2 separate regions of the Mus musculus genome follow, and region 2 is linked to region 1. Evidence: chromatin loops called from intact Hi-C (ENCODE). Cell type or tissue: gastrocnemius. All regions are shown on one strand. Links, peaks and the distances in the headings refer to the core of each region. The heading gives the core; the rest is flanking DNA. Region 1 overlaps Myh14 (myosin, heavy polypeptide 14). Region 2 holds the start of Izumo2 (IZUMO family member 2).

The links. Hi-C counts contacts between places; a loop is a spot of excess contacts. Peaks named below come from ENCODE experiments on the same cell type or tissue, not always from the same donor. Only the 100,000 strongest peaks of a DNase experiment are listed, where the experiment ranks them.
Region 2: it touches region 1 in a loop (6-fold over the local background); 10 of 42 quality-filtered maps call a loop at or near these places.

The regions. Positions count from the first base shown.
Region 1 is chr7:44,640,569-44,650,258 of GRCm38, reverse strand. Myh14 (myosin, heavy polypeptide 14) reads left to right here. Exons shown (of 42, transcript NM_001271540.1): 11 at 6,700-6,795; 12 at 9,080-9,198. It also overlaps the pseudogene Gm18256. Among named protein-coding and RNA genes, the nearest start is that of 2310016G11Rik, 23 kb to the left of the region's middle. In gastrocnemius, for the core only: a CTCF peak has its summit at 2,739 (motif pointing right); DNase peaks (open chromatin) are centred at 2,749 and 4,082.
Region 2 is chr7:44,699,540-44,709,229 of GRCm38, reverse strand. It overlaps Izumo2 (IZUMO family member 2), which reads right to left and starts at 500. Exons shown (of 7, transcript NM_001368390.1): 1 at 256-500; 2 at 100-174. The coding sequence starts at 487. In gastrocnemius, for the core only: CTCF peaks have their summits at 4,675 (motif pointing right) and 7,129; DNase peaks (open chromatin) are centred at 4,676 and 7,153.

The DNA.
Region 1 (9,690 bases), core at 1,650-6,649:
TTGGTTTTGGCTGCAGAGGACCTACCTCGCCACCATCCACAAGGTGGCGCCAGTTCTCCACTTCTTAGCTCTGGGCTTGCGTGCCCTCCATCTAAGAAGTTTTGTATATTTTTGTTGGAGTGGCAGGCAGATGGGATCATGTGACAGCCTCCTTGTGCTCCACTTGTATGGTCTAGAGCCCAACATCTTTGCATAGACTCTGTTTCATATCAAAGATGAGACAAAAGGTCAGGAAGTCTTGCCTGGGTCCCATCTCCCCTCAGGAGATGGCAGAGAGGTGGTGGACCCCATAACCCTCAGCCAGAAATGCAGATGGACGTGCCCGAAGGCAGCCTGGGGCAGACAGCATTTGGGACCCAACAAGAGAGGACCTCTGTGTGTCTGTCACCTCACTTTGTATCTTTCTCTGCTAACCCTTGGTACTGTGAATGCCAGGCTGGGAAGCTGAACAGTTAGCAGGCACAGGGAACCTGAGAGTCTCTCCTATGAGTAAGAATCTTGAACTCATGAGCCAGGCGTGGTGGCGTGCACCTTTAATACCAGCACTCAGGAGGCAGAGGCAGGCGGATTTCTGAGTTCGAGGCCAGCCTGGTCTACAAAGTGAGTTCCAGGACAGCCCCAGCTATACAGAGAAACCCTGTCTCGAAAAAACAAAAACAAAAAAACCAACCAAACAAACAAACAAAACAAACAAACAAACAAAAAAAAAAGAATCTTGAACTCATGACAGTCCTCTTGCCTCAGCCTTCCAATTTTTGGAACTACAGATATGAACCACTGTACTCAGCTGCATTTCATTTTGGAGGCGGCCCCTGGAGTTGATCACAGGGTCAACTCAGGGTCAGAGTGACCACACACTGACTATAAATTATTCTGTTGTATTTATTTTTACCCACAATGGATGGGGCAACCACAAAGACCCACAGCTGCGCTTCCGCCACAGAGGTGAACTCAGGCCCCGTTTTCTGCAGACCTGGCTGTCACCCCCAGGTTAGCTGAGCTTGGTGCCCAACCCTGCTCCGCCTGATCCCAATGGCACCCCATTTTTGCCAGTTGTACAGACGGATCTCCCAGCCTTGGTCCTGGGAGGCCCCCAGAGTGTCAGCTGCCTAACACAGGCCTTTCCAGCACTCATTGAGCAGCAGTGATCTCTGTCTCGCGCTCTTAGCACTCCAGGCCTCAGCTCCGGGACCCAGGATCTTGTCTGAAGTGGCTCCTGTCAGCTGCAGAGCTCTCAGCGTTCCTGAAACTCCTGTCTCTGCCCTACCCCTCACTCTAAGAGTGTCAAATGAGAGACCAGTGAGTCCAGCCCCTTCCCACTGCCCCCGCTGGGGAAGCTAAGGACCAGACTGAGACTCAGCAATTTTTTTTTTTTTTTTACGTCTTTGATTTATTTATCGTATTTGTATGGATGGTTTGCCTGCATGTGTGTGCCCAAGGATGCCAGTTCGCCTGGAATTGTGAGTCACCATGTGGGTAGTGAAATTTGAACCCTGGTCCCCTATAAGGGTGGCAGCCAGTCCTCTTAGCCACTGAGCCATCTCTCCAGCCTCCATTCAGCAAATTCTATCTCTGAATACCGGGCTTATGTTTAAATATCTGGGGTTTTTGTTGTTGTTGTTGTTGTTGTTTTCTTCTTTTCCACATTTATTTCTTTAGCACTAACATATGCATGCATATGTACTTGGAGGTGGGGACAGCTTTGGGAAGTTGTTTCTCTCCTTCTACACTGCAGGTGCTGGAAAATGAGCTCACGCACTCAGGCTTGGTGGCAAGCCCCTTCTCCAGCCGAACCATGTCACCTACCTTGGATTGCTTTTTGTTGTTGAGACAGAGTCTGTTGTCCAGGCTGGTCTTGAACAACAATCCTCCTGCTTCCATCTCCTGATTGCTGGGATGATAAGCGTGCACCGTCACAGTGACTGAGTGTGTACTTGTGCGAGGGTGCTTGTGCGTGTGCACACAAGTGTGATCCCAGTTCCTCTTGCTGTGCTGTGTGCAGGTCTTTACATGTTCCCGTTTACTGTGTGGCTGACAGGAAAGCTCGCATAACTTCAGCTGGAACCCTACCTCTGCCAGCTTATGGAATGAGTGATCCTGAGTTTGTGAGTTACCTGCCTCAGTTTCTCCATCTGTCACCTTGGGATCATAGGTAGCTGGGTCCACCTCCTGGAGCTGTAGCTGAAGGTCAGGTGCTTGGATTGGATGTGGTACAGGGAAAAGAAAAATACTCTGTGTCTGTTGACTGCGTAAACATCGGAGACGGAGCGGCCGGGGTGGGAACAGTGCACGCGGTGTTGCTCCTTAACGGTGCCATGGAGACAACAGACACAAACACAGCTGCCACAGCCTGTCGTTGACCCCTGCGCTCAGAGGACAGAATGTCTCAAGTTTTGGTAGAACTCTGAGTTAAACCAGCTGCAGGGGCTGAGAGATGGCTCAGCCCTTAGGATCACTGGCTGCCCTTTCAGAAGGCTCAGGTTTGATACCCAGCATCCACATGGTGGCTCACAACCATCTGTAACTCCAGTCCCAGGGGCTCTGCCTCTGTGGGAATTGTGTGCACATGATGCACAGATAATCTATACAACATAAATTAAAAATAAAGGAAAAAATAGCAACAGTTTCCCAGGTCACACAGTGTTTACCCCCCTCCACATAGAAAACACTCCCGTGATAAGTAGTGACACGGATGGTGATAGTCCCTAGACACAGGCTGAGCTGCTCCTCCACAGTGCCCCGGGTGTCCTCAAGGGGGCAGCACAACCTCTGTTCTTTAAGCCCCTGGCATTCTTTTTTTTTTGGTCTGTCTCACACAATAGGTAATAAGAAATCAAATTTAACAGTCTACACAGTGATCCAAAGTTCATAGTTGTAAGTAATCAACCTTAATTGCATGATTTACAACAGTTGAGGGTTTTTGCTTTCTATTTTCAAGTTTTACAAAAAGTGTTCGTGTGTGGGCACAGTAAAAGCGAGCGAAGAGACCGCAGACATTTGCATGTTAAAATCACCCAGGAGTCATTTCTTACCCTCTTTTTTGATTTTTTACCCCTTTGTTAGATGTAAAAATAACAAAAAAATTCTCTCAGGAAACAGAAACCACAATATTATAATACATCAACTTGGCAGCTGCCCCTGTATGTTATGAAAAAGTCATTTTTTTTCTCTACATGTACAAATTATCTTAATACTTGAAGTTTTACCCTTAGACTTATGGAATAGAAAATTTTCTGGAGCACAAAAGTTGACTTGAGGGGTGGAAAAAGGAGGCTTTTTATTTTTATTTTTTTAATGTTTTTAAAAGAATGAACATTTTTGCACCCAGAGAAAAAAATTGGTATATATATATATATATATATATATATATATATGTATGTATATATATGTGTATGTGTGTATGCATGTATATATGTGTGTGTGTGTGTGTGTGTGTATAATTTTATGTAACATTAACCCCTTTTGTCCTCTGGTTTTAGAAATGTTCTTTTTTTTAAAAAAATTCTTTCATAAAGTGAGGAAATAAGCAAAAACGTCAGCTATTAATATTACATATTTTCATTAATTAAAAAAAAATTAACAAACCCTATCGGAGGGGCAAGGCAGGAGCATATGGTTGGCTTCAGACCTCAGATGCCTCCCAGTGCGCACTTGAACCACACACACAAGGGGAAAAAGAGCTGGGGTAACCAGCCATAGCAAAAATATGTTCTTTTCTATCTGTCATCCCTCAGGTTCATCTGGCATGTTTGCTTTAAACCATAAATGGCTATTGCACAGTTCTTACATGTCCCAAGGAAAATAAATGGGTCTTTTAGGCTAAGAAAGATTTTTAAAAAATTGTTTTCAGTACAAAAAGTCTTGTTTAGAGAAAATAATCTTTTGCTCCCAAAATACTACAGGGTGTCGCTCGTGTGTGTTTAGTGTACTTGTGAGAGGTTTGAATTCAAGTCTGCATTATCGCTGCTCAGTCCCAGGGCCGTGGCGAGGCACTTGCCCCGCGGAGGTTTGCCGTGCCTGGATTGCTGGCGACCTGTGAACGCATTGAATTCTGGGCTGGGCTGGCAAAATGCCCTCGTTCCATGGGGTTGGCAGCCTGGGCAGCTGCCAGTCCAGGATGTGGGGAACTGGTCTGTGGAGAAACATGGTGTGAAGAAGGCTGAGGCTGCATCCTCGGAGATGGGCTAGAATGGGGGGTGGGGTAGGGCTGAGACTGTGGTCGGAGAAGGGACAGGCTCCGGAGAGCGCACTTCATTGGAGAGGATTTGTTGACTTTGCCGGTGTGGGAACTGTGCCTGATTTGGGAGTATATGCTGCTCTGGACTCAGGGTTTGGACTGAGCAGGAGACCCCATCTGTTGTTGAAGAAGTTGCTGCTGATAGGCCTGTAGACTGGCTCCTGCCTCAGCCCCTAGAGCCTGGGGAAGCTGACCCATTTGTCCCATATTTCCTTGCTGCATTCGAGGATGCCACCGCCGCCGCTGCTGGGATGGATAGCCAGTTTCTTGGGGATGCTGAAGCTTGTTGTGGTTGGCCATTCCAGGGCCAATTCCTGGCCCTGCTCCTTGCGGTTGCATCATCTGACATCTTAAGATGTCTCTGAACTGTGAAGGCATGTGATTGCGATTCATGTTCATTTGCTAAGCTTGGGGACTCATGGCTCCCATGGGTGGCTGGAGCTGCTGCTGCTGGGGCTGCTGCTGCTGGGGCAGGCCAGCTCTCTGGACACCTGTCTGCAGAGGATTCATGGTCTGCAAGGCTGGGTTGGAGTGGAAACCTCGCTGGCCAGGCATGGTAGGTGGCTGCAGCCCTGGCCGTCCCTGGGGCATGCCAAGTATGCCATCCCTAATCCACAGCCTGGACAGCCTGGCATGCACCTAACATTCCCAATGACAAACAGTGCACTGGGTGATCACAGCCAAGGCGTTTGCGAAATCTAAGTACTTTCTCCCTAGATCTATTTGTAAGCCAAACCCTACTGTGGTTAGAGGTCTCAGGTCTGTGGCTGGACACCTTACCAAAACCCTGAGATATAGGAGCTGGGGCTAGGACCTAGTTGGTGGAGTCCTGGATTCTCGTAAGTCCGGCATGGCAGTGACGTTCTGTCATCTTAGTACTAGGAAGTAAAGGCAGGCGTCCAAGCTCACCCTTAGCTGTACAGAAAGGGCCAGGTCAGCATGGGATGTATGAAACTAGTCTCAGATGTGCAAAAATCAAACCAAATCAAAACAAAACAAACAGAAACCCAACACAACCCTAGGAAATAGGAATGGGCATGAGAATAGATTTATTTAAAGGACAGAAGAGTCCTTTGTTCCCCAGCGAAACAGCTCAATCAGTTAAAGGAGTTTGCTACCAAGCCTCAAGACCAGAGTTCAGTTCCTAAAATCTGCCCGACAGAAGGAGAGAACCAACTCCTGTAAGGTGCCTGTGTAAGAGAGACGGAGCCCACCAGCCAGGAAACACACATGTGTAGATCAAACTGTGGGGTGGCTTGGCACAGCTTTCTGGGGGCTGTCCCCTCCAGTTGCCGGGGATTCTGGGTATTCAGCTCTAGCAGGGAATTTTCTAGAGAAATCTTAGCTCTCTAGGGTCTTTTTTTTTTTTTTTTCAGAGTCCCCAATTGTGGCCACTCACAGAGCAGAGTAGTGTGATCTGGCTTCAAGAACACACAAGCATGGTGCTCAGCCATGTCAGTTCAGACAAGTGTCCCAGAATCAGCCATGTCAGTTCAGACAAGTGTCCCTCTGGGTTTTACTTGGTTCCCTAGTTTGGGATTTTTTTAAAAAGATGTGTGTGTATGTGTATGTGCATGCTTGCACGTGCACATGTGTATGTGGGCATGTATGTGTGTGTTATGTGCATCTGAATGCATATCTCTGGGGTCCAGAAAAGGATGTAAGATCCCCTGGAGCTGGAGTTCCAGGTGGTTGTGAGCTACCTGACGTGGGCACTCTGAACAGCAAGTGCTCTTCACCATGGGACAGTTCCAGCTGTGAAAAGTGCACCCTCAGCACATTGCTGGAGCAAAGAGGCTCCAGTGCCCAACGTGGAAGACAACTCACTTCCCTGTGGCATCAACTTTAATACCCTTGGTCACAAGCTCTGTGTGTCAGAATCAGCAATGGGCTGAGGAGATGGCTTAGTGGGCAGAGCACGGGAACCTGGGTTCCAACCCTTAACACTCGGGTAAAGCGTTGGGCGTGGGACTGGCAGGATGGAACGTGGTTAAAGGGGCTTTCTGCCAAGTCTAGTGATCTTATTTTTTGAAACAGGTTCTCTTACTGAACCTGGAGCTTGACTGTCTGGCTAGGCTGGTTGGCCAGCCACTGATCTCCCAGGATTGTCCTGTCTGTCTCCTCAGGCCTGGGGTTACAGATGTGTACCACTGGACCCAGCTTTTTATGTGGGTGCTAAGACATCAAACTTGGGACCTCGTGCTTGTTCAGAGAGCACCTTCCTGACTGAGCCATTGCCCTAGTGCAACCTTTGGTTCATTTTGAATAGTGTGCACATTATCTCTCTTTTCAAAGCTTGAAAACAGAAAGCTGAGTGTATTGATTCTGTTGCAGTTTGAAAGGCTTAGCTGGGGTCACAGGTGAGCTTTGAGCTCTGGGGTACTGGACATGACTTTGGGTTTCCTGCAGTGTGATTAGATAGGTACCAGAGTTCCCCTGTGACCATCCTCTCTGCCCCACAGCCATGCTGCGCACTGTCTCTGCTGTCCTCCAGTTTGGCAACATTGTCCTGAAGAAAGAGCGCAATACGGACCAAGCCACCATGCCTGACAACACAGGTACCACCAAGGCCAATGTCCTCTGTCCTCACCAGAGTGTCCCCTCCTACCTCTGCCTCTCACCCAGGAGGGCTCAGACTCCTGCACTTTGCCCAGAGCACCATGGCCAGGCTTCCTCCATTTTAAACACCCTGCTGAAGACAACCCCACCATGATAGGTAGACAGCCCCACCCATGCCCGAGAATCACCTCTCCTCCTCCAGCCTTGGGTCCTTTTTTTTTCTTTTTAAAAATACTTTATTTATTTTATGTGCATCAGTGTTTTGCCTGCACGCATGTCCGTATGAGGATGTCAGATCCTTTGGAACTAGAGTTACAGACAGTTGTGAGCTGCCGTGTGGGTGCTGAGAATTGAACACGGGTCTTCTGGAAGAGTAGCCAGTGCTCTTAGCCACTGAGCCGTCTTCCTAGCCCCTACATTGGGCCCTTTTAATTCCTGATCTTCCTGCCTCTGCCCCTCAAGTGCTGAGGTTTACCATCTGTGCCACCACACCCAATTTCACATCCCCCTCCTTGATTTTGTTAAACAATGAAAATCACCAATTCTCTTTTTTTAAAAGATTTATTTATTTATTTTATGTATGTGAATATACTGTAGCTGTACGATGGTTGTGAGCCTTCATATGGTTGTTGAGAGTTGAATTTTTAAGACCTCTGTCCTGCTCACTCTGGTCAACTCTGCTTGCTCCGGCCCAAAGATTTATTTATTATTATATGTAAGTACACTGTAGCTGGCTTCAGATGCACCAGAAGAGGGCGTCAAATCTCATTATGGGTGGTTGAGAGCCACCATGTGGTTGCTGGGATTTGAACTCAGGACCTTTGGAAGAGCAGTCAGTGCTTTTACCCGCTGAGCCATCTCGCCAGCCCGAAAATCACTAATTCTTGCTGTCGCTTCTTGTTCATTATTTGGGACTGGGCCATATGTAGCTCTGGATGGCCTTGAACTTCCTAATCCTCTTGCATCCAACCCCCTTTTTTTTTATTTGTTTTTTTCGAGATAGGGTTTCTCTGTGTAGCCCTGGCTATCTTAGAGCTCTCTCTGTAGACCAGGCTGGCCTTGAACTCACAGAGATTCACCTGCCTCTGCATCCTGAGTGCTGGGATTTGGTTGTCAAGAAAGGAGAGACAACTGCCCACAGTCAGACTCCAATGCTGTCTGCGTCCTCGGGGTCTCCCCTGGGGTTTTCCTACCCTGTGCCGGTGTAGCTGGAGATCCAGACAGAAATAGAGTTCACGGGCTCCCTCTGGACATCTGAAGCTCTCTGTCCTGGTTATAAAAACCCTCCAGCTCACTCTCAAACTGCACAGCTCTGAAAATCTGGGGAACTGGGGCACTGCTCCCCGCTCACCCAGCCCTGCAGCGCCCACTTGTGGCCACCGGGGGGTGCTATTCACCAACCCGGCACTGTCCTGCACTACCTGTTTGCTTTACTTAATTGGGGGCAAACACTACACGTTTTTCTTTTTTCTTTATTTTATCTTTTTGGTGTGTATGTTGGGGATGGGGGTGTTCGAGACAGGGTTTTTCTGTGTATGTCTGGCTGTTCTAAAACTCACTCTGTTGACCAGGCTGCCCCCAAACTCAGAGACCCGCCTGCCTCTGCCTCCTGGGTGCCCGGTGCTGAGTACTGAGATTAAAGGCGCGTACCACCACTTCGTGGCTACAAACCTTTCTGAAACCTGCTTATTTCCCTTCATGCCTCAAGGAATAACTTTATGTTTTAACTAGAACCCAATGGTTGCGAGTGTTGGGGTCAGGTAGGATCTCATGTAGCCCAGATTGGCCCTCAACTTGCTTTATAGTTGAGGGTGACCTTGAATTCTTGATTCTCCTCCCTCAGACTCTCAGATACTGGGTTGGCAGGTATGTGCCACCATGTCTGACTCTGGTGCCTTTTTAATGCATTTCTTTCTAGGCTTCTCTTTTTTCTTCTGTGGGGCCAAGAGCAGAGTAAGCTTTCCCTCCGTGGAGCTGACGGATGCCTGGGAACGTGGCTTGATTCAGGCTTTAATTCAGAGTAGAAAGGGAAACACGCCTCCCACGCAGCCCTGGCGTGCTCCGCCGCAAACATCCATCTATTTAACGTGCTAGTGCAGAGGTGTGCTAGTTGTTCCTGCTGAAAATGTGCATCACCCAAGGCCCAGAGGCACAGGCCTCTTAACCCAGCGCCTGGTTCGCTCAGGATGCTCCTCCCAGAAAGGGCCACCTCCACCTCTTTCCCCCAACGGAGGGGTCCGATGTCCCTCCCCACTAACCCCTGTCACCTGCTCTCTCCCTCAGCTGCCCAGAAGCTTTGCCGCCTCTTGGGACTCGGAGTGACCGACTTCTCCAGAGCCCTTCTCACACCCCGCATCAAAGTGGGCCGAGATTATGTTCAGAAAGCACAAACCAAGGAGCAGGTAGGCGGGATTCAGCGGTAGGCGGGATTCAGTGGTAGGCGGGATTCAGTGGTAGGCGGGATTCAGTGGTAGGCGGGATCAAGCCCTGTGAGGGCAGGAAGGACTGGCTTACGGTTTGTGATCCTGGGACTTTTAAATATTATTATTACAATTATTTGTTTATTTGTTGGGGGAGGGGCACTGCCACAGCATGCAGGCTGGCACCAGAGCACCAACAGCAGTTAGTTTTGTCCTTCTACCACGTGGGTCCTGGGGATTGAACTCAGGTCGTCAGGCTTGGCAGCGAGCTCCTTTATCTTCAGAATCCTCTTACTAGGTCTTTAAGCAGCGTTCCCCATCTCTCACACTCAGCAACCTTGCCTGCCCTTATTCTATCACCAGGCTGGGGGCGGGGTGAGGGTGAGCAATAATGAAAACACAGATCAAGGCTGGGAGGTCGCTCCACAGCAAGTGCTGGCCTCACAAGCACGTGGACCCAAGTCCCACGAACCC
Region 2 (9,690 bases), core at 2,330-7,329, 58 kb before region 1:
AAATTCTGCCTAGCTGTCACAGCAAAGGACACATGCCCGCCCAGAGGAGAAGCTCGGATGCAGAAAGGAAGGCCAGGGGGTGGCTCAAGGGTCTCCCACCTGTCTTAGAGTTAGCCTTTATATACTGGGCTTGGTTCTTGAAGGATGTCGCCACTTTTTCCAGTTGATCCACGACTGCAGACCAGAAGGGAGGCCCTGTCAGGTCAGAAGGCCCACAGCTCCCCGGGCCTCTTCCCTACGCACCCAAGTACACACCCACTTTCCCCACGAAAGCGTTCATTGCATAGTCCCTGAAGAAAGGCCCCTCCATGCTCAACAGCAGGGCCTGCGCGCGCGCCTGCAGCCCTTCCAGATGGAAGCGCTTGGTGACGATGGCATCACGCAACTGCCTGAGCTCCAGTAGCACTGACTGGTCGCACTGCAGGCAGCCCCATGCCCCGGGGCCGCCCAGGCCACACAAAAGCACCAGGGCCAAGGCCAAAGGCATGGTGGGGACTTTGTGACCTCACAGGGGCGACCTCAGAACACTCCGAGTGTAGCTCTGGAATCCAGGTAGTTAACATATTTATTGAACACCTGTTGGGTGCTGTTCTAACCCCCATCCCCCACCCCCACCCCCTCCACCCCCACCCTGCCCTCCTCCAACCCCTAAAGCCTGGCTGAGAAAGACTGAAGTGTCCTGCCTTACTGTAGGCTAAATTTACTAATTCAACAGACTTTCTTGCTTTCCTTCTTCCTCACGTTTCTTTCTTTTTTCCTCTTTCTCTCTTACAACATCTTACTAATTTTCGAAGCCAGGTACGTCTTTAATCCCAGCACTCTGGAGGCAGAGACAGGCAGATCTCTGTTAGTTCTAGGCCAGCCTGGTCTATATTGAAAGGAAATAAAACTTGAGACCTGTGATTCATGTAATGTATGTCAAATAGCCCAAAGAGTTGTTTGTGAGCTTTGAAACCTGGGGCTGAGAACATAGCAGAACAGACCAGGACATGCCGGGACAGGCCCGTCCCCTCCCTATCTCCCACCCCTCTGACCTAAGTTAAATGTTAACAGGCTGCTGATGTTTAAATGGACCAATCATGTGAAACCGTGCCAATTCCTCCCCCAGCCCCACTCCTTTTCTATAAAAACCCCTAGCTTCCAAGCCTCGTGGTCGAATCCACTGTCTCCTGTGTGAGATACGTTTCGACCCGACGCTCCGCCATTAAAATACCTCGTGTTGTTACATCAAGGTGTTGTGTTCTGTTGGTGATTCTTGGGTGCACACAGAATCGGGAGTTGAGTGGGGGTTTCCCCACTAGGTTCTTTCAATATTAGTGAATGCTAGGACAGCCAGAGCTACATAATAAGACCTTGTCTTGGAATAGGTTTTTTTTTTTTTTTTTTTTTTGAGACAGGGTTTCTCTGTATAGCCCTGGCTGTCCTGGAACTCACTCTGTAGACCAGACTGGCCTCGAACTCAGAAATCTGCCTGTCTCCCGAGTGCTGGGATTAAAGGCGTGCGCCACCATGACTGGAAGAATAGTTTTTTAAAAAAATAATTTTTGAGAATTTCACAGACACATACAATGCATTTTGATCCTATTCATCGCCCCAAATACTCCCAGGTCCACACCCGGTTTCTCTTTCTCTTCTTCCTTTCTCCAGCCCTCCCTCTCCCTATTTCTCTTCTAAGAGTGTGTCACACAGCCCAGGCTGGCCTTGAACTTTATATTTATCGAAGGATGACATTGAACTCCCAATCCTCCGGTCTCAACCTCCTGATAGTGGTGATTATCTAATTGTAAGTCCAATTTTAAAAGTTCAAGGAGCCAGTGCGATGGCTCAGCAGGTCTTCAATGTTAGGCTAAGCAGAGAAAGGTCTGGGACAAGCTGTGCCACTAAGAGATCACACCACACAGTAGATCTAAGGCAAGAATGCTATTATGGGTGAGTGGGGGAGGGAAGGGATCTCTAGAAGTTGGACAGAGAGATTCAGACAGACTGACAGAGAGACAGAGAGACAGAGAGAGACAGAGACTGAGAGACAGAGAGACTGGGAAACAGAGAAGAGACACAGAGAGAGACATGATGCTGAGAGAGACCTTTCAAAGGGTGTGCACATCCCACTGAAACGTAAGCAGTAAGCAGCTTGTAGCAACAGAGGAGATGGGCTGCCCCTGGCAGAGGGGCAGGTGATGACTTAAGCTGCTGGAGCTGAGTGGCTAAAAGTCAGGCTGAGGGAGCCACCTGATTTACAACACTTAAGCATGAGGACCTGAGTTCGATTCCCAGGACCCACACTGTGGAAGGGCAGAATTGACTCTCCAATGTGATTCTCTGAACACACATTCACCATGGCACGTGCTCCTCCCCCAATAAACATGTAATTTAAAAAGTGCTTAGCACTGAGTGTGGTTAATAGCACCAGCTGGGAGCCTGACTCCTTTGCCTGCTTTTAGGACCTTAGGAGAGTGTCTAGTCTTATCAAAACGTGATATGCTAAGATTAGTTGATGTCCCTGGGAGGCTTGCCCTTTTCTGAAGGAAAACAGAGGAGGAGTGGATCTGTGGGAGAAGGGGTGGTGGTGTGGAGGACTGACAGAAGGGAGGGGAAACTGTAGTCTGGATGTAATATATGAGAGGATTAAAAAAAAGCAATAGATGTTCTTGCATAGGAATCTGAATTTGGTTCCCAGCACCACATGGCAGCTCTAGTTGCAGGGGTCTGATGCCCTCTTCTGGTTTTTCTGGGCACTACATCCATGTGCATCTACTCATAATTTTTTTAAAAAATATTTTTTTTGGTCTTTTTGAGACAAGGTTTCTCTGTATAGCCTTGGCTGTTCTGGAACTAGGTCTGTAGACCAGGCTGGCCTTGAACTCAGAGACCTGCTTGCCTCTGCCTCCCAAGTACTAGGATTTAAGGCATGTGTCACCACTGCCCAGTCTTAAAAATAATTTTTTTAAAAAAGTAGATTTAAATTCTGTGTTATAAAACTTGGTTTAGGACACTTGGAATATGTGAATCTACTTCAAGTGAGAATGTTACAAGTTTTCATGACAGTGCAGTGACATCCTGACATCCTGTCCTGAGAACACAGAGAACTGTTGACTCAAAGGCAACAAAGTAGCTATGACAATCCCTCTGCTGGCTACTGTGTGCACCTAATGATTGCAATAGCAATGTTTCGAACAGGACATATTTAAGTAATTCTGAGAACTAATGTTACATGTTTGAGTTTTAAAAACTACTCATTTTTGTTTTGTTTTGCTTTTTTTTTTTTTTTTTCGAGACAGGGTTTCTCTGTGTAGCCTTGGCTGTCCTGGAACTCACTCTGTAGACCAGGCTGGCCTCGAACTCAGAGACCCGCCTGCCTCTGCCTCCCAAATGCTGGGATTAAAGGTGTGTGCCACCACGCCCGGAAAACTACTCATTTTTATTTATACCTTCTTTCCTTCCTTCCTTCCTTCCTTCCTTCCTTCCTTCCTTCCTTCCTCCCTCCCTCCCTCCCTCTTTCTCTCTCTTTCGTTCTCTCTCTCTCCCTCTTTCTTTCTTTCTTTCTTTCTTTCTTTCTTTCTTTCTTTCTTGACATTGTTTCTCTGTGTACTTTTGGCTGTCCTGAAACTCACTCTGTAGACCAAGATGGCCTCAAACTTAGAACTCATAGAAGAGAGCCCGCTTCTGCCTCCTAATTGCTCAGATCAAAGGCATGCTCTGCACTGCTAAAAGTAAGTACTTTTGTTACTTTATGTGCACCACCTGCATGCAGTATCCAAAGAGGTCAATAGAGGGCACAATACCTCCTGGAGCTGGAGTCCTATTTTTTTATTTTATTTGTTTAAAGACATTTGTGTTATGAGAATCTTTTTGTACACTGTGTGAAGATATTTCTCTGTCTGTCCTTGCCCGTCTAAGGCATTCTCTGATTGGTTTAATAAAAAGCTGTACAGCCTATAGCAAAGCAGGAAAGGAAAGGATAGGCAGGACTTCCTGGCAGAGATAGGAACTCTGGGAAAGAGTTTGAGGGAAGAGGTTCGTGAGTGAGACATGGAGGAGAGATTTGCCAGCCAGATGTGGAGAATGAAGCAGGTGCCGGACCAACTGAAGGAGAAGTATCTAACAGGCCACAGAGTGGGTTTACTTCGATGGCTAGGTTCACTCAGTGACCTAGTTGAGAGTCTGCCAAGCGAAGGCCTAAAGCTTTCATAAAAATATAAAAGGTCTCTGTGTCATTATTTGGGAGATGGTGGGCTAATAAAGTCATGTTATAAATTTGTTTTAAGAATTTTTTTTTAAGTTTGAAGCCAGCTTGGTTTTCTGAGTGAGTTCTAGGACAGCAAGAAAACTACACAGAGAAACAGTACCTGAAGAGAGAGAGAGAGAGAGAGAGAGAGAGAGAGAAAGAGAGAATAAATACTTTTCACAAGTGTTATTTTTTTATTTATTATTTATCTATCTTATCTTTTTCGAGACTGGGTCTCAATATGTGGCCTTTGGTGTCCTGGAACTCACTGTGTAGACCAGGATGTCCTCAAACTCACAGAGATCCACCTGCTTTTGCCCCCTGAGTGCTATGATTTAAGCTGTGCACTACCATACCCAACTGTAAAACTTTTATGTATTTTTATGTGTATGAGTGTATAGTTGCATGTATGCTTATATACCATATGCACGCAATGCCCACAGATGCCAATAGAGGGCGCCAGATACCCAGACCTGGAATTACAGTTGATTTTTGAATTGCCATGTGGATACTGGAAATTAAACCTGGATCTTCTACCAGAGTAGTCCATGTAGGGAAGCCATGTCCCTAGGAAATGCTTTATCTTTCTTTAAAAATGACATTTGTCTATTTTTTGTGTTAGCAGGTATGCCCGTGGAGGTCAAAGGGAAAATCTGGGAAGCCCGTCCCCTCCTTCCATCTGGGTCCCGGGGATCAAGTTCAGCTCCTGAGTCTTGGTGGCCAGAGTCTTGGTGGTCCACTGAACCATCTTGTCCAAACCCCTTTCACTTGAAATAGGGTTTCACCCTGCAACCCTGACTTGCCTGGAACTCACTACACAGCTCAAGCTGGCATGAAACAACTCTCTTGCCTCTGTGTCCCAAGGGCTGAGTTGACAGACATTTTCTGCACCAGGCTTGTTTTCTTTCTTTCTTTTTTTTTTTTTTTTTTTTAAACAGGAAACTGGTTCTTTTTTTTTTTTTTTTTAAGATTTATTATTATATGTAAGTATACTGTAGCTGTCTTCAGACACACCAGAAGAGGGAGTCAGATCTCGTTAGGGATGGTTGTGAGCCACCATGTGGTTGCTGGGATTTGAACTCAGGACCTTCGGAAGAGCAGTCGGGTGCTCTTACCCACTGAGCCATCTCACCAGCCCCAGGCTTGTTTTCTTTTTCTAATGTTAGGGACAGTTTCCTGAGTCCAGACATCTTGGAAACAAGTTCCATCCATCTTGCTGGCAGACTCAAAACTGAGTTTATGTCCCCAGTGCCTGGAGCCCAACTCCTGTCCTTCTTTGGGTGTTTCATACTTGTCTGCTAACCACTACGGGATGCAAAGAGGGAAGATGCTCTTATTCTGTTATCTAAACTAAGTCACACAAGTCAAATGTGCTGCCCGTCTTGATGTAACCGACTACGTGCGGCATGCCCACTCCTTTGTTCCCATATCATTCTAACCTTCCAGGTCAGAGTCCAGGAGGGGACCTGGTCACAAAAGCTGAATCAAGGACCCTGAAACCAGGTGACCTGGATAAAGCCCAACCCCCTTTTGTGAAAATATGATTGGTCAATGCAACAGACCACCCTGCTCCCCCTCCCTTTTTGTTCCCATCCTATAAAAATGTTACACGTCTGTCTCCCCTGGGGATGCAGTACAGATCCCAAACGGGTTGCCTCCCTGAGCACTCAGAAAATAAAACTTTACTTTTTAAGTTTCCATCTCTGAAGTGAGTTCTTGTAGGGGGTGGTTCTGATGCCGAGGTCCTGTTCACCAATTGGTTCTTGATATGTCTGTAAAGAAGCTATGGGTCAATTGCTGGACGAGAGGGATAGGCGGGGCTTCCGGGCCCCTGGAGGCAAGGGAGGAGAGACAGAATTCTTCGCCATGCTTCTGATGAAGAAAAGTTGACCAACTATGTGAGATCTCGAAACAGAGTAGCCACACAGGCCGCTCCTACAGACAAGTGGTCAGGGATGTTTAGCAGGGACTAGGTTCAACAGACCAACTAAAGTTAGGTCAGTTGGGAGGTGCAGAGATAAGAATATTGATAAGGGCAAGCTTTTCCAGGCAGGAAAAACCTACTATCATAGCCCAGCCATTGTGTCAAAAGGCGAGTTGAAATTGAACAACTGTGTGTCTGTGTCATTTATCCGTGGATTCAAGGGAAACTGTGTGGGGGTTGGTAGTGCGGCCTGTTCCCAGAGCAATGGTGGGGTAATAAAGCTACAACGCAACATGTTTTCTTGGCTTCCACCCCAAACCTAACACTAAGGTGGCTAGCAAACAGTCTGAAGTTACAGGTGTAGCTGCTATAATATTGTAAACTGTAAAATTATATATTCTAGCCAGCCTGTGTAAAAGACACACAAACCTGTATTTTATTTACAAGCCCAGATTGGGCATCTTCAATTCTATTCTCTTCTGTATTCAAACCATGTGCCCCTTGTTACTTGGTGTTTTCAGTCTCACCCTGACTGCTTTGCTCCCTCAGTCTGTCAGGTCTCTTGGTCCATCCCCTCTAATAGAGACCTCGTTCTCTGCATCTCCCAATGGTCTCTCCTGAGACCCCCCACTCACTCCATCCTCAAGTCCCACTTTTCTTTCTCCACTGCCCAATCATAGTTCCGTCCCTAGCCTTTTATTAACCAATTAACTTTTAGTTGGGGGAGCAAGTTTTACATAACAAAGGCTGGCATATGTGAGAATTCTTTTGTCTGGATGGCAACCAGATCTTGGGGTTCAGAGTTTAGCATTTGTATACATAGCAGCCAATCACACCGCCTCCCCCCCCCCCCCCCCCACACACACACAGACATGGCTGGCTTAGCCTGAGCAGCTGAATTGAATTACATGTGATTGGGATAGCTTAGGAATGATGGAGGACACCCAGGGTGTCATTGTGCCATGTCACCAGTAGAGTGCGATCACACTAGTTAAATTCTCTCCCTGACCTGTGCTAGCGAGCTGTGGCTCCCTGCAGCCTGCACTTATCAGGTCCAGGATTATCCAGCAGACTAGCAAGATTGAGACCACTGTCTGAGATAGACGCCAGCCTGTTGGCTTGCGCATGCTTCTCCTCTTCCATCGTCAAAGTCCCTCTTTAGGACAGTGAGCTGCACAACGGCCACAAAGCCGGGCTTGCTCAGCTTCTAAACCCAGAGCTCTCAGATCCGGGTATGAGGCCCAGAATTGCTTTGGTTTCTCTGATGTTAGCCACATCAGTAAAGAGTGACTTAGTAAAACATAGATGAATTAAATATCATTTGCTATCACACCCTAGGATTTTACATTTCAATAAAGAAGGCTGAAGGATTTCCCACACTGAGCTAAACCCCAGCATCAAGGAGGCTGGGGCAGAAAGATGGCCATTTCTGTACCTAGAATCTACTAGTGAGGGGTTGGGGGCATGGCTCAGTGGTAGAGCCCCTGCCTAGAATCCCCCAGTGAGGGACTGGAACGTGGTTCAGTGGTAGAGTGTTTCTTTTTTAAGCTGGTGTGAGGCTCTAAGTCCCAGTTCTTCAAAGTAAATAAAAAACAAAGCCAGACCTCCCTGGTCCTAAAGCTGTTCAGAGGGCCATCGCTAGATCATATGCAATGTACCACCCCTTACCAGTGTGCATCACTCATATGCACACTGCACACTAACTATATGCAGTGTACCGCACTTCCCTGGCCCAGTGGGAGGATTTGTTTGTTTGTTTGTTTGTTTGTTTGTTTTGTGGATAAAGTTACCTTCCAGGATTCTTTCTGTCCCCTGTAATTTTTTAAAACAAACTTTATTTATGGTTTTGTGTGTGACTGTCTGTTTAAACCAAACAGCTGCCACTTGGAGAGTTCAGCCGTAGCCCCTTGCAAAAGGATGGGGACACCGGGCTTGCTGACTCATTGTGGCAGGGTGGGGAAGGTTTGGAGCCCCTGGGCCTGAGTGCCCAGCAGCCTCTTACCAGTCCTGTGCAGTGCTGCCTTCGCTGTGTGTGACCCCGGGGAGCAGCAAGAGGGTATACACAGGTGAGGGTTTGGGGAAGCTCCATTTATGGAGCTGTGGGACAGCTCTCATCCTCACTGGGTAAGTCAGGTGCAGCCTGTTTGAAGAGGTGCACCCCATCCCTAGAGGTAACTCCTTACCTACGCTTTGTAAGGAAAACCAAGGTTGAGCAGAGTGACCTCAGAGAAGCCGTGCTTCAGTTTATCATTGCAAGCTTAGGAAGGAAGGAAGACCCTGCTGACATTATACTTCTGGGAAGGAATTTTAGCCACATACGTGTGTGTATGTGTGCCTGACAGCTGTCTGCAGGTGCCCATGGAGACCAGAAGAAGATGTGGGATCCCTTGATATTGTAGTTACAGATGGTTTATGGACTGCCCAACATGGGTGCTGGAAATTGCAACCAGGATTTTTGTAGTGTGTGCTTCTAACCACGAAGCCATCTCTGCAGTTGCCCTCTCCTCCCAATCAGTGCGTTCAACTTTACAGAAGAAACATGCATTTACTTATTCACGTTTGTGTTTGTGAATGTATGGGCTCCTGTGTGTATCTGTGTGGGGTCCTTATACCTATGTGTGTGTGCAAAGGCATGAAGAACCTGATACCCTCTGAGACTCTGTCTGTTCCTTGAGGCAGGAGCCCTCCCTGAACCTGAACCTCATGCTTTCCCAGCTGGGCTGAAAGGAACAAGGTCCAGGGACCCTCGTGTCTCCTCTGGCTACAGTCCAGGGACCCTCGTGTCCCCTCTGGCTACAGTCCAGGGACCCTCGTGTCCCCTCTGGCTACAGTCCAGGGACCCTCGTGTCCCCTCTGGCTACAGTCCAGGGACCCTCGTGTCCCCTCTGGCTACAGTCCAGGGACCCTCGTGTCCCCTCTGGCTACAGCACTAGGACTCAGGCTACTTGGCCAGTTACACAGCGATGCAGGCTGAGCTCTGGCCCTCATGTGTCTCTCGCAGCATCTCCCAAATGCTAAGCTCTCTCTCCAGCAAGCCACAACATCTAAAAACCTTTTTTACACTGGGCATCGGCGGCGCACACCTTTAGTCCCAGCACTTGGGAGGCAGAGGCAGGCGGATCTCTGAGTTCCAGATCAGCCTGGTCTTCAGAGTGAGTTCCAGAACATCCAAGGCTACACAGAGAAACCCTGTCTCTGTGTGAGGCTCTAAACAAACAAATAAACAAATTAAACCAAAAACTAAAACCCAACAAACACAGCAACAACCTACAAAATCTTTGTTTGTTTGTTTTTCGAGACAGGGTTTCTCTGTGTAGCCCTGGCTGTCCTGGAGCTCACAATGTAGACCAGGCTGGTCTCAAACTCAGAAATTCGCCTGCCTCTGCCTCCCAAGTGCTGGGATTAAAGGCATGCCCCTCCATGCCCTGCTAACCCCTCCCCCCTTTTAACATTTAAAAAAAAGTGTGTGTGTGTGTCTAGATGGGGGGGGGGGGTCATGTGTGGTGCCATACAGCAAATGTTCAGGTCAGAAGACAACTTA